3 separate regions of the Homo sapiens genome follow, and all the other regions are linked to region 1. A link is a contact called in ENCODE Hi-C or POLR2A ChIA-PET data. All regions are on one chromosome and are shown on one strand. Each heading gives the region's core, a stretch centred on a gene start or an enhancer-like site at or near the end of the contact. The rest is flanking DNA. Distances are from core to core; before and after follow the strand shown. Region 1 overlaps MECOM (MDS1 and EVI1 complex locus). Region 2 overlaps MECOM (MDS1 and EVI1 complex locus). Region 3 overlaps MECOM (MDS1 and EVI1 complex locus).

Region 1 (4,913 bases), core at 42-2,541:
GCCATTTGGTATTTCGATTTTTTTTAACTTTTATGGAACTAAGTCTATATGTCTTTTGTGATTTTTACATTTTTCTTACAAAGTCCTTACCTACAGAAGGGAAAAAAAGATTCCCTTGAATTTTCTTTGAGTTTCATAGTTGCTTTTCTACCAACCTTGGATTACCAATGAGTGATTTACTGCTGAGTGAAAAGCAGAAAAAAAAATGATTTCATTTATTTGAGCGCCTGTGAACGGCAGGCTAGAAAAAAATGCCATTTCACTCGTAATTCTTCGGTTCTTATTTGCAAGGCTGGCCTAAATGCCTTCTCTTTTTGTGGGTTTTATATAACTCACCATTTGTTTCTTTTGGCCTTTCCGCCTAGTTTAACTGCAAATCTGGTCAGATGCCATTCAAAATCCTGAGTTTCACCATTAATGCCCATCATAATACTTATCACTCAGCATTATCATTAGTGATAGTAACATGAATAATTTTTCTCTCTACTCTTCACATTAGTTCATTGATAGAAAATATTCAGCAACTAAAAAGTTTAATATTAAGAGCATATATACATACTTTGACTATAAAGTAAGACTGATTTCTGTAGTTATTAAGAAGTTAATTATTTATACTCAACTGTACACATATATGCATATAATACACACATCCATGTGTATTTGCAATCTGTGTGTAGGGGTGTGTGTGTGTAATAGCTCCCTAATCTTAAAAATAGGCTGAGACAGAAACATGATTTGAGATCCCAGGCAGACTGGTTGAGATCATAACTACATGAAACAACTGCCAAGAGGAGCTCAACTAGGGAATTGAACAGATTAGGTAACTCAGAAATTTAGACATTTCCCCCCATTATGTTCCTCATTGCAGTTTTGTAATAAAAACATGAGCAAACTTCAAAGGAAGCTCTGTAGTAAAGGTTAATTGCTACTAAAGAAGAGGGTGGGCCCAAGCGCCAGTACTTTGTGCCCAACTTGCAAGCAGACAGGAAGGATTACACGTGGCTGAGAGCGGAGGATGTGTGCCCTGCTCTAGGAGGAGAACAGCTCGGCCAAACCTCAAAGCCCCACTAGGGACCTCCTGGTAGGACGTGAGCACATGAGCACAAGTCCATGAGCTGATGCCTGCTAACAGTGCGGCAGGGAAGGGAGGGGGAAGACATCAATTTCCTTACAAAATTAAAACTGGACATGCTCTTCTTCCCTTGTTAGGACAATTCCAGAGCAGTTACAGAGGCTTGTTTGTGAGAAAGCAGAGGACTTCGGGAGCCAGCTCTTCTGCACCAGTAACACAGTGAATAAACACGTGCTGGGCTTGGGGAAAAGGGTGGAGCTCAACTAATGCCAGATGCACAAACAGAACAAAGAAGGAGGCTATGAACTGGCCAGCAAAATCTTCTATGAGAATGGCCCCAAGATAATGAAATTTAAGATCCCAAAGAAACGAAGAAAGGAAACTAGTAAAAGTAGGGAAAATGAATTTCCAGAAAACTGACTTAAACAAGCTGTGAAGGACTGTAGCAAGGGTGCAGAATTACAGGCTTAGAAAACAGAGACATTGAATAGAATGGGAACTGCTGATGGGCATAGTCTTTAGCATGTCCTGCTCCAGAGGGGAGTGAGAAGAAAAGAGACTTAAATGGAGTGTTTGGACACTGGACTGAATCTGTAGAACCCGTGTCTCTAGATACGACCATTATGTTTGGAAATAATCTATCAACATGGCTTGGCACTAGAATTTTTTTAATGACCCTCTAAGCTTCCTTGCACTTTTAGTATTTGCTACTTCATAGTACCATGCTATTCCATGTCTTCCTTATGGAACTTTTCCCCAGTGTTTCCTAAAAATATTTCATATACGAGTTGTCAAAAAGACTCAGAATGGAAGTATTGGGGGCAAGATAGCAAGGGAGATGGCAAAGAATGTGATACGGATGGAAAATAAGGGACTAAATCAATGAGCAAACTTTTATTTTTCTCCTGGTATTGCGGCATACTGTTGCATGTCCTGTGGCTTTTAAATCTGGTTAAGAGATTTTCCACTCCTCTAGGAATTTCACAGACATTTCACTAAATAAATATGATTTGGGAATTAAACTAGTACTCCTAAGCTATTAAAAAATGGGCTTCGCCTCTTCCAAAACTTTCTCTTCAGAGATGGAACTAAGCTTTTGTCAAAAGGTAATGGAAAGAAATTGCTAGAAAATTCATACTTGAGGTACCAGTAAAGCCATTTGGTATCTAGTTACTGAATCTAAAAGAGCTAACGCAAAGACATTAAAGTTCTGTGAGTACTATTCCAAAGGAAAACATGAGCTGGTTAATGTTTGGCTTATTCTGTTGTTAAGGAGCCACCGTCACCAATATCCACTGGAATGACCAGGTAAGAACAGACTTATCACATATCAGATAGATAGTTTTTCTTTTATGTTTTAGCTATGTGCCTCTACTTTCTTTTGCCAGTACAAATTTTTGAGAGACTTTTAGCAACCTCTGATGGACCTGATGGGCTTTTTCTTCATAAGCTTTCTATGTCCCCAAAGTGATTTTCCTTCAGATTCATTTAGAGGAAAGTAGAACCGTCCTGAATTCATGCTGCAGCAGACTGGGTGGTTACTCCTCAGGCAATCTGAAATGACCAGAGTACAGCCTTTCAGTATTCCAGCCATATCTACAGTAATTATTTGCCAGCATATCTAAAAGAAGGCAGGCATTTCCTGTTGCACACAAATGGGACATTCTTATCTAAATTACTGTTTAAACAGGTATTTAAGAAAAGACTATCACAGTCAGGAATTTACTGATGACGGAACACATTAGTTTAGGGCTGGACACATTAGTTGAGGACTAACCATTGTCAAGAAAGGAAGTATATCAGCATCAGGAAGGTATAGAGAATATTTTACAACTCCCATATGGGTCAAGATGGAGGATTGTAAACTATGCCATTTGCATTTGGAGAAAGCAGGAGGGTCACAAGTCCTGGCATGGAGTTGTGCTTGCGTCAATATGTTGCTGAACCCTGGAGTAACCTTGAGAGGCAGAGGCTGAGAGTCATAGCTGCTTGGGGTCTCTGTTTCCCTATCCATAAAATAAGCATGTTGGACAAGTTCATCCCCAGGTCCATTCCACTCAAGCAATCCCAGTTCTACATAGTAGAAACCAGAAGGTGGTCAAAATTTGGTGTGCCAAAAGCTTATAAAATGTATTTCCTGGAAAGACACTCTGAGAATTGGTTTGGTCTCTCCCAACATGTAACCTAGGAGAGACTGTGCTCTAGCTGCCTAACCTTGCTCTAACCAGTGAAACTGGAATTTATTCCCAGTAGAGGCTTATAAAACTGGGCTGTTATTCTCACATTAAGTAGACTGCCCTCTGGTGAGGACTGTGGTTTATGTGTGGGCAGAAGGTGTGGTTTACTACCTCTAATTTGTTTATGTTGTTGATGGTGGTTTCAGAAGAAAGCTGCACCCCTTCACATGCTAAAGAGTGACCGGATTTACTTCCTTTAAAAAAAAAGTGTTTAAAGGTGGGCAGAGACATGAGGGAGCATTAATGTGCCATTGCTAATGGAGGAGCAACTGGGATCCCTGTGACCACAGCTCTGCTTCATTCAGCTCTGCATGTGAAATGAGAGCCCCAACTTGTTTATTATAATTACCTAAGTGTGGCTTGGTGGCTTTTGGCAGAGATCCTTCTTGCCTCCAAAGGAGAGACCAAAACTCAGGAGCTACACGCTAAAGGAAGGAGGATGGTGTGCATTCTGTAGCAAGGAGGCTATAATTCTAATATATTCTGGGTGAAAATATTCAAAACAACCCCCAAAAGATGAAGATCAAAAAGTAAATGAGATTGAGATCTACCTTCTACCACATGGCAAACAAAGATAGGCATGCAGGAGAACTGGATAAACAGCGTAAATGTAAGTTCAAATTCATTTTCACAGCTGACTTGATGCAGACCCTTCCCTATTACCACAAAACAGAAGAGCTTTCTTACAGCCAGGAGTCTTACATAAAGAAAAGAAAATAATTATGCATGTCTGGCAGAAGAGGGAGTTGTAGCAATGGCTTGCTGGTAAAACGGAATATGAGCGAGCAATAGAACACTAACTTAACCACACTCTTGGTTTGATAAGAAGCAGAGAGTGCCCAAAAGATTGAAATTTTGTTAGAGTCTCAAAATGTTTTATTTGAAAATGAGCAATGGTCCTTGTTCTCACAAGGTTTGGTAACTAAAAGACAGCAATAATTTCTCATCTTAAAGAGATTCTGTGGAAAAGAGTCCTTGATTTAGCTAATTTTAGCTTGAACTCTACCCCATTGCAAGCACAGTATCTTCAGTGTTAAACAAGTTTAGATGTTGCTAAGGAGTGCAATTTTCTGCCCCCATTCTAAGCTCTAAAGGCCCCCATATTGAGTTTCCCAATACCACATCATATTAAATGTAAAATCATTCAAAACCACAGAGATGAAGAGAATGTCATTGAAAAACATAAAGGAAGATTTTTTGCTTTTTTTAAGTATGAGAAAACATTATATATTTTGATTAAAAATGTTTGCAGAAAAATATGAACAGATGTGCTATGCATATGTGTATACATACACCAAATAGCACTTATAATTTGAGAGGGGGTAATTTCAACATTGCTAAGTGGTAACACAAGCTAGGTATTTAAGGGAATGATATAATATGACAACTTCATAGACTACCAAACTATGTATGGTCTCTGGAAATTGTCATTATCAACATGTACAATAACTAGTAGCATTAGGTGGTCTGTACAGTATCCTTCATGTCTAATTGAGTCACACAGTCTAAGACACTTGATGGGCACCAGGCACTGCCTTCTAATGGGAACTGACTTTCAAAAAAAAATGCATTCAGGGCCTCTTCTATATAAATTACTATCGTTT
Region 2 (4,487 bases), core at 1,824-4,323, 64 kb before region 1:
AACTGGATGAGAAATCTGAGGCTCAGAGGGGCTAATAACTTACCAGAAAATAACCCAGGGTCTCCATGAGGGGATTTGGCAATGGGTCTGTGCTTCAAAGCTGGTGTGCTTCCTGTTGGTAAGTACAGCCATGCCAGGATAGGAAGGCCACCACTCTAATATAATTCCATGAACATTCATATCTAAGACACTGGAAGGATGTACAGTCTATGCTCAAGAAGTAAAACTTATTGGACAAAAAATATAAACTACTACATTAAAAGTAAATTGTGAAATGCTAAATGGATAGGAAAAGTGCTGTTAGAATACAAAGAGTGGGCCGGGTGAGGTGGCTCACTCCTGTAATCCCAGCACTTTGGGAGGCCAAGGCAGGTGGATCACGAGGTCCGGAGATTGAGACCATCCTGGCTAACACAGTGAAACCCAGTCTCTACTATAAATCCCAAAATTAGCTGGGCATGGTGGCACGCGCCTTTACTCACAGCTACTTGGGAGGCTGAGGCAGGAGAATCACTTGAGCCCGGGAAGGTGGAGGTTGCAGTGAGCTGAGATTGCAACACTGCACTCCAGCCTGGGTGACAGAGCGAGACTCCGTCTCAAAAAAAAAAAAGAGTTTAAATCTGGTTTAACTGGTTCAATCTGATCAGAAAATGTATCTCAGAAAAGAAGGTAGCTAAACAAAGCCTTGAAGAGTTGGGCAGTGACTCTTCAGGGAGATGGAATGTGGACCTATGTGGTTTTGTGGAGGGAGGGTGGGACAAGCGTGGTCAGGGAGGACTTGCTTAACACTTAAGGGAGGAGGTCAAACATGAACAGCAGTACAGATACAAGGTTCAATTAGTTTTACCAAAACATGAGACATGGCACTAGAAAAGACAGTGGAAGAGACATTTTTGGAAAGGAAAGAGGAAAGACACTACTCATGGTTGCTGTCCTAATTAAATATCAAACTAATGAAACTGGATTTCTTTCTGAAGAACACAGGGAGCCACCGAAGTGATTTTTTTTCCAGTTTCTGAGGCTGTCCTTCCAGAGCTGGGATTATTAAAGGACACACAGTTTCTCCATGTATCTCCAGCTTTGCTTACATAATCTTACAAAATAATATTGGTTTCTTCACATGTGGCACCCCTTGTCAACACCATCATTTATTTCTGAACTATAAGAAGTTACTTGAATTTCTGGTGGTGTGATATGACACTTGGATTTAGCATGAAAATTAACTGAATCTCGTGTGTGTTTCCTCTTAGGTGGTACTGAGAGTATTTCTAACCCCACGATGTTATCTAGACCCAAATATTTTTCTTCTTTATTTTCTTTATTTGAGATGTGATGGAACCTGCCAATAGAGGTATAAAGATAACACCTATTTGGCCAGATTGGGAATTAGGTGCAAGGGCTAACACCCAATTTTATTTTATTCATTCACAAAGAGGCTCTAGGGCTTTGTCTTTTGTATACCGCTTTATTCTCCATACTCATTGACCTCCTTGGCAGCTCACTAGTCTCTCAATAGGCTATAGGTGTAAAGAACTCCTTCATTAAAAATCACATGAAAACTTTTTTCCCAAGCCTGACCAAGACTTATCAGGATGGAACCAACTGAACAACTTAATAAAGTTTCCTCTTTGAGGAGTGAAGGACTATACAGTTAATTCTTCCTGGAGTGTTCACCACTGTAAAAAGAAAAAAAAAATTATAAAGACAGCAAATGCCAATGAGTACCTACTAAAGGTAAATGATACCAATTCATCCACTGAGAAGCTCATAAAAGGCCGGCCACAGTGGCTCATGCCTGTAATCCCAGAACTTTGGGAGGCCGAGTCAGGCATATCACCTGAGGTCAGGAGTTCAAGACCAGCCTGGCCAACATGGCAAAACCCCATCTCTAATAAAAATACAAAAATTAGCCAGCCATGTTGGCATACACCTGTAATCCCAGCTACGTGGGAGGCTGAGGCAGGAGAATCACTTGAACCCGGGGGGGGCAGAGTTTGCAGTGAGCTGAGATTGCACCACTACACTCCAGCCTGCATGACAGAGCAAGACTCCGGTAAAAAAAAAAAAAAAAAAAAAAAAAAAAAGCAGCAGCAACAGCTCATACAATGATGAAACACATTTTAGGAAAAAAAGAAATGGTTTTCCAGGGAAAACATGTAATATCCTGGGACCAATCTGTTAGACCTTAGACATGCAGAGTCATCATATGCACTCACACATATGCTTCACAACTGTTACTGAAACCAGGAGAGTTATCCTCCCTAGGATCTACCTTGACCCAGAAGGAACCAGCTTGAGGAGGTCAGAAACCAGTGCTGAGTAAAGGGCCATCACTTCTTTACCCCTCCTTCCCCCAGTATTGGGTGTGTGTTTCCCTTCTAGAGGCTTTATTTGGGAGTTCCATGTGGTAGTAAAATATGAAGTCATTAGAAATTCATCAGTGAATGATGGATTTCCTTTGGTTGCACAGCCACTGGGTCTGTCTTCCTGTTCCATGGAAGCACGTAGGCATTTGGACGGCCTATGAATTAGAGAAGAGAGAGGCAGACAGACAGGCAGGCCAGGGAATGCTTATCTAAAAGCAACAGTATGTCAAGATCTCAATATTGAACCCAGAAACTAATTTATGGCAAGCCTAATGTTTTTCAGTAAAAGAACATGTAACAGTTTACCAAATGTGACCACAGTCTTTCTGCCCAGGAGGCCACCAAAGGACCTGAATGTTGCCTCTACAGCCCTTCCCTCAAACAATGCATCCTTGTTCCACAGCCTCCCAGCTGTGACAGCCATGATAAAAATGGAGATTGTTTTTATACTCTATGTGCTGTTTGTACACTGACAGCAGCATGGTTATTCGCCAAATAATCAGAGTATGTTGGCATTTTTATAAATAAAGTGCTTGGGTTTGACAGTAATCTGTGCAAGGAAGACTTGGAGGATGGACAAAAATGTCTTCTTTCCCATGCAGAGGAAAAAAGCCTCCTTGGCTATTTTTCAGCACACTAACATCTCTTCTGACTAAAAGGCAGCCAGGAGCATAGCTATGACATCAGCCCAGCCGAAGCCCAGCTCTCTCCAAAAGGACACAGGGAAGTATTTCTTTCCTCCATGGCTTGCAGGAATGTGTTCCTGGGGCTTCCTGAGTTATACAAGAAGGATTTTATTTCACCAGAGTAGGGGCATGGGGGTGGAGAGGAAAGAGTGAGGAACTAACATTCAGCGAACTCCTATAGTGCTCTGTGCTCACACAGGTTGCTTTGTTTCATCCTCACGATAACCCTGGGAGGTGGGTATTATTGTCCCCAGTTTACTGATGAGGAAACCAAGCACACTCTCGTGTAGTGACCAAGGTGTGTTCACAGAAACCAACGCCTAGAAGTTGTCAGAAGTATAGGGATAGTCAGAGTATGAGAACGGGAGATACACACTTCTCCTTTAAGAAAATCATCTTCATGGCTGGAGGATTTCAAACACACATGCTCTGCTGCATACTTTCACATCTGTCTTGTCAAAAACATTTTTTACAGGTCTTGAAATATTTTTATAGACAATATCTTTCAAAAGTTCATTTAGGAAACTCTCTGGGTAGAGGGAAGATTTAATTATTATTTGACAAAGGAACAAACTGACCTTCTGAGAATTTCGGCAACGTGCCAAAGTCCCAGCTAATGACTAGAAGAAAGGGACTCGGTGCAGATCCTCGGATTCTCCCTCCTCTGGTTCACTGTCTTCCGTGTCACCTTATTCTGTCTCATTACTGAGCATAACAGAAACTTAGAACCAACTTTCCTCCTACAAGTGCAGGAAGAGACTGAGGACAGTGGGCTGGGGCTAATGCCGTTAACGCAGTTTGCCAGGAAGAACTTGTTCTGACAGCTAGAAGATTCAACTCTGGGTACTTTTTACTGAGGGTATTTCCACAGCCTCTTCCCTACCACCCCCCTCCCTTCTCTGCCAACTCCCTCATCTCAGCAAAATCAAATCACACCTGGTACAGATTGAAGTTACCTTGCAAACTGTGGGTCCTACAGTAACAGCTCTTCACACTACTCACAGCTCATATTTTCCAGGCAGCAGAGTACTAAATCTAGGATGATCAAAACCAGATCTTGAAGTCTAACCTACCATGGGTTTGAGAACCCCCTTATGAATAGTGAAAAGTTTTCACTGAGCTTTGGGCCCAGAGGTGCACAGAAGCACCCCGAGGTGGACACTGCGGAGCACACCATTCACAGAACAGGAGCACAGCTACGGGTCCGCTTGTTTTTGCTTTCGGACAGTCACTGGAATATCTTTCTAGCAACCAACCACTGGAAACTGGATGAGGTGGGCTTTGGCTGGTGGGTTACTATTCTGCTAGCCAAATTCCCGATGAATGTTTGCAAGTGTTTCTATCTGTAAGAGGATTCAGAAATACTGAATAAAGGCCATGACATAACAACTGAAAAGTATCTACCTCTCACCACCACTTTTTAAGGTGCATTAAA
Region 3 (4,929 bases), core at 1,690-4,189, 110 kb after region 1:
ACTGCCTTCATGAGAAGAAATCTTTTAGTTATCTATTAAACTGTTTCAGCCATGGTGCCATTCACCTTCATCCTTATCATTAAAAATCAATAATGATGATCCAAGGAATGGAAGAGAGTCAATAAATGACACTAGTGAGGATGGAGAGGAGAATCGTGTTTGAAATTCACATCTAGCTTAAATCTTCCCTGTTGTAGGCTAGATCCTTTTCTCCTTCTTGGAAGACATTTGGTCACCATGCTTCTCTTAATAGTCCTTCATACAGTTGAGGACAGTTATTAAGTCACCTCTAAACCTTCTCAATACCGGTAATCCTGATTCCATTCATCTTTTTTCATCAGTGCTATTTTCCAACCCGTTAATCATTTTCATTGCTCTCCCCTGGACCCTATCCAAGTTCTCCACGTATCTTTAACCTTCTGTGAATTATGTGACCGGTTTATAGCTTTGATAAGCCTGGGTAGTGAAAAAGGTAGAATCTCATCACAACAGACTATAATTGTATGTGGGGGAGGACAGGGATGGAGCAGCAGATGGTTCAATTGTACAGAAAGTTTCACCACAAATATGATATTAATTTAAGTTTTTATTCTTTGATAATTATTTCTAAACACACCATATTATAATATTCTGAGCTACAATTAGAGTCTGTATTTTACACACCTGTCTTTTTAGTGTGAACCTGTGTCTGGCCTGGTTCTTTTGCATAATAGAAGAGACTATATTTTTCGAAAGAATGCTTGTTTCTTAGTTGAAACAACTTTTAATTACAAAGAAGTACTATTCATAACACCTCTAAGAAATGGAGAGACTAGCATATTTTCATATTCCAATACTCATTCTTTCCATGGCTTTTCCAAATGAGGCTAAATGGCCCAAACCTGAATATACTGGTAATTTGGACACTGGCCTCACTATCAAAACTATGAACCAGTCACTCACAAAAGCTCTTCAGTTTCAAAGCCATTAGTCACATTGTACTTACAGAAGGCAGCATGGCACAGTGATGTTAATTGATGGCTGGCCGCTTACTAGCTGAAAACTTTCAGCAGGTTGGGGTTGTCCTTTCCTCTTCTTTTAGAATAGATAATAATAGAGCTGTGTCATAAGACTGATGTGAGGATCTCATGAGCTATACCTGTAAAGTCTTCAAAACAGTGCCTGACACATAGTAAGCATAACGACCCTACCAGTAAAAGGGTCGACTCCAACTAGAAGTCACAAATATGGAGAACAAATGAGGACATGCAAAGCTTTTCTCTTGGATCTGCATTTAGGATATGGGAGCCTCCTCAAACAAGAAAAAGCCCTGTTGTTATGGGGAAATTGGAAGCAAAGAAAATTCTGCAGTGGCCAGTGGCAGAATTTCTCACCATTGAAAACATATTAGGGATGGGCAGAGTCTATCAGGAGTTCACTGGAATTCAGTGGCTAGCCAGTTGCCTCTATAAGCCTTAAAGATTCCCTTGAAGACAGACAATACACCCGTCTTTGGAAACATATTCTCATGTTAGAACCAAACGTGCATATGGAAATTATTATCCCTTAGCTAAGAGCTTTTGTTTTAAAACCCTTGTGGTGTTTGTAACCTAAAAGAGGGATTTCCTCAAGTTTTCTAAAACTGCCTCATTTTTTTTAAGAATCACCATGATCCATACCTCATTTGAGATCAAGTGAATCGTCAAACTAATGTGTTTTTTCAGGAAGCTAATTCTGTGACTTCCTTAAAGAGAGGGTTGCTCTTCCCAAGGGTTATCGGCAAGCCACTGCTCTGGCTCCTTGTGCCAGTTGTTCTTCCTGACTGGCCATTTCCCCTCTGGCTGGAGATAACCCTGCAATGACTTCAAATTCTTTCGTTCAGTATCTGATTCCATCTCCATCATAAAGCCTTCCTCAGAGCATGGTTGGACCTAAGCATTTCCACGTCTTAGTTCATTCCCAAGATCCCAAGTTGACTTTTGCTTGAACTTCAGTGGAAAATCCAAATCATGTGAAAATCAAAAAGAAAATAATGGCTCTTTCTTGATTCTATTTTCTAAACATATGGTAATGAACAATAAATGTTTACAGGTAGCTGTGATGGCTACAGAAAAATTTTCTTTGGGACCCCCATAAAATAGATTATATTCAGTAAACACAGCCAAGCATGCATAAACTTTAAGAAAGATTTTAGCCTTCTATCCATTCAAACTATTACCCTATTTCTTCCCTCTTTATTGCTACCATTCCTTCTGAAAAAGAGTTTATAAATTCATAACACATTAAAATGAGCAGACTCTTTAGTTCCTTAATCCTAGCAGTCTGATTTAGTAATTTCTTTAATGGCAATATTATTCTCCCCATGCCACAGTTCATATTTGACTTCTCTTGACTCCTTGCTTCCCACTTACTATCAGCAACCAAGTCCTGCTTATTCTTACCTTATTATATTGTTCTTTCTATCCCTATTGCCACAACCTACTTCAGGTCCTTATCATTTACTCCCAATGCTTCTTTTGCAATAGCCCACTAACTAGCTCTCTAATTCTTCAATTTTTCTCTTTTTCTTTTTCTTTTTTTTTTCTTTTGAGATGGAGTCTTACTCTGTTGCCCAGGCTGGAGTGCAGTAGTGTGATCTCAGCTCACTGCAACCTCTGCCTCCTGGGTTCAAGTGATTCTCCCGCCTCAGCCTCCCAAGTAGCTGGAATTACAGGTGCCTGCCACCAGGCCCGGCTAATTTTTTTTCTTTTACTGGTATTTTTAGTAGAGATGGAGTTTTACCATGTTGGCCAGGCTGGTCTCAAACTCCTGACCTCAGGTGATCCACCCGCCTCGGCATCCCAAAATGCTGGGATTACAGGCATGAGACACAGCTCCCGGCCAGTTTTTCTCTCTTGTAATTCATCCTGCATACCTTTGCCAAAACAAACATCCTAAAGCATAATTCTGATTATGTCTCCTCACATTTCAGACATTCCAATGGCTTCTCATTATGTCTAAATAAAGTTCAACTCATATAAAGTCAATGTGTTTGTTGAGTGAATCAGTACAAAAATTCCATATGTAGGCTTTAGCTATTTATCGAATAAAGTACAAAAGAAGAGTTTTGTTTTGTTTTGTTTCTTAGGCCAACATATGCCATATATCCTGTTTGTGGCCTCAGAAATGTGTGAATCACATTGATAAATCAGCTGAAAAAACAAAAGTTAGTATTTTACACCTTCTCTTCTCTAGAGTCTTAAAAACTCCTTCAGACTTCAACTGAATATGCGCTTTATTTCTGTTCTCTCTATTGATTCTTCTTCATTAATGTTTAATCCAAGGAGCTTTGAAGTACAAGATGACAAAATACATAATTTGTACCAATGTTCACAATTATTTCTTCCATATCAGTTAAGTGTAATTTGAAATATTATATCTTAAATTAATAAAGAAGATTTAGTAAAAACATGTTTACCTGTGTGAAAAATATTTATTGAAAATAAAACTTATTTTTAAATCCCACGAAAATAACAGACCAAAATGGCAGTGTAAGTACATGCCAAAATTGCCCCCTGTTCAAAAGCGAGAAATAATGGATAATGATTTTTAAAATATATGAAAGTGAAACTCTGTCCAAAAGCAAGAAAGTTTTCATGGACCATAAAAGAAAAGGAAACCTACAATACTAAAGGATGCTCGGTTTATGCCCAAAGATGAACAGTAGGTTTTGGGTTTCAGTGTTTATACAGAAAAGGGCCTGAGCCTGCCCCACACATGACCCAAGTACACTGCATAAAGCCAGAGTTAAAACTTCACTGCCAGCCTCTGAACAGAAGGCTGTTCTATCCACACTATCACAAGACCTGGTGGAGTTGAGGCAACTGCTGAATTACCATACAGGGAAGAATGAATTCAAGAAAATTCCCATGCAAGATAGGCTCTTAAAAAATAAATTTACACAAGAAAATCAGCACTGTAAAGGTAATTGATAAGCCCAATAGAAGGGAAACCTATACAAAGAAATAGAAATAACTAAGCAATCTGAAATGGACTTTAAATAATGATGTTTACAATTCTCTAAGAGGAAAAGGAGCATTAGCATCAGTGAAACAAAAGTAGGGCTATAGAAAAAACAATACTTATGAAAAAAACCAATTGGAAATTTTTAGATGGAAAAGCGTGAAGTAAAAAATTCAACACATGGTCTAAAGAATAAACTGCACACAGCTGAAGGGAAAATTAGTTAATTTTACGAAGAAACAATAAATCTCACAGAATGTAAAGAGATAAAGATATTTAAATAAATCAGAGTTAAGAGATATAAAACTATATACATATGAGTATATAAATATCCATATGTTTATATGTATACATATATATACCAGAAGGAAAGGACAGAAGAGATACAATATTTGAACAGATCATGGCTAAGTTTTCCAGAATTAATAAAAGACATGAGCACTAGAAACAGTCACAAGAAGTACCAAAAAAGAAAAGTCCAAACTTAGAGATGTTGCAGTAAGACTTCAAAAGGTCCAGGATACAGAGAAAAATCTTAAGCTTGCAGAGAGAAAAGACAGATTACCCACAAAAAAAAAAAAAAAAAAAAAAAAAAGAGTATAGTCAGAATAAGAGAAGAACTGTTCTCCTCAATAACCAGAGCTGCTAAAAAACAATGGACAAGTATTTTCAAAGTTCCAAGGCAAAATAGCTAAACCAGAATTCTGTATCCAGTTGTCAAACCATCATTCAAAAGAGCAGACAAGAAGAAGATATTTCCAGACTTATAAGACCTAAAAAAGCTAACTTCTCAGGAGCTATCTTGGAAAGAAATACTAAACAATTTACTTCGACCAGGGGGAAAAAAAAAGAATGGGATGCAAGGAAAAACAGGGACCAAATAAGTCAACAAAACATGCTGATATATCTAAAGCATTATATGCTTTAAAAGAAGCTAGAACATAATAA

Evidence for each region. Hi-C counts contacts between places; a loop is a spot of excess contacts on that map. ChIA-PET counts read pairs that join two places held with the same protein, here RNA polymerase II (POLR2A). Pooled maps may share reads with other maps.
Region 2: a map of ascending aorta shows a loop between it and region 1 (2.3-fold over the local background). The contact joins two enhancer-like sites. A Hi-C loop is called at or near these places in 4 of 168 maps with a recorded cell type or tissue (ascending aorta, colonic mucosa, endothelial cell of umbilical vein and 1 more). POLR2A ChIA-PET finds 5 or more read pairs at or near these places in 2 of 52 experiments (H1 and OCI-LY7).
Region 3: a loop to region 1 is called in a map of endothelial cell of umbilical vein, with 11 times the contacts of the local background. The contact joins two enhancer-like sites. A Hi-C loop is called at or near these places in 6 of 168 maps with a recorded cell type or tissue (Caco-2, Calu3, PC-3 and 3 more) and 4 of 50 pooled maps. POLR2A ChIA-PET finds 5 or more read pairs at or near these places in 1 of 52 experiments (PC-9).

What each region holds. Positions count from the first base shown.
Region 1 is chr3:169,387,065-169,391,977 of GRCh38, forward strand. All of the region lies in intron 1 of MECOM (MDS1 and EVI1 complex locus), which reads right to left. Among named protein-coding and RNA genes, the nearest start is that of MECOM-AS1, 58 kb to the right of the region's middle. Within about 2 kb of position 1,292, at least 14 of the 41 ENCODE cell types and tissues checked have a DNase peak (open chromatin) inside an H3K27ac peak, as active enhancers do; they include endothelial cell of umbilical vein, where a contact is called at or near this core.
Region 2 is chr3:169,320,943-169,325,429 of GRCh38, forward strand. The region is part of intron 2 of MECOM (MDS1 and EVI1 complex locus); the gene reads right to left. Among named protein-coding and RNA genes, the nearest start is that of MECOM-AS1, 120 kb to the right of the region's middle. Within about 2 kb of position 3,074, at least 5 of the 41 ENCODE cell types and tissues checked have a DNase peak (open chromatin) inside an H3K27ac peak, as active enhancers do.
Region 3 is chr3:169,494,797-169,499,725 of GRCh38, forward strand. All of the region lies in intron 1 of MECOM (MDS1 and EVI1 complex locus), which reads right to left. Among named protein-coding and RNA genes, the nearest start is that of MECOM-AS1, 49 kb to the left of the region's middle. Within about 2 kb of position 2,940, at least 3 of the 41 ENCODE cell types and tissues checked have a DNase peak (open chromatin) inside an H3K27ac peak, as active enhancers do; they include endothelial cell of umbilical vein, where a contact is called at or near this core.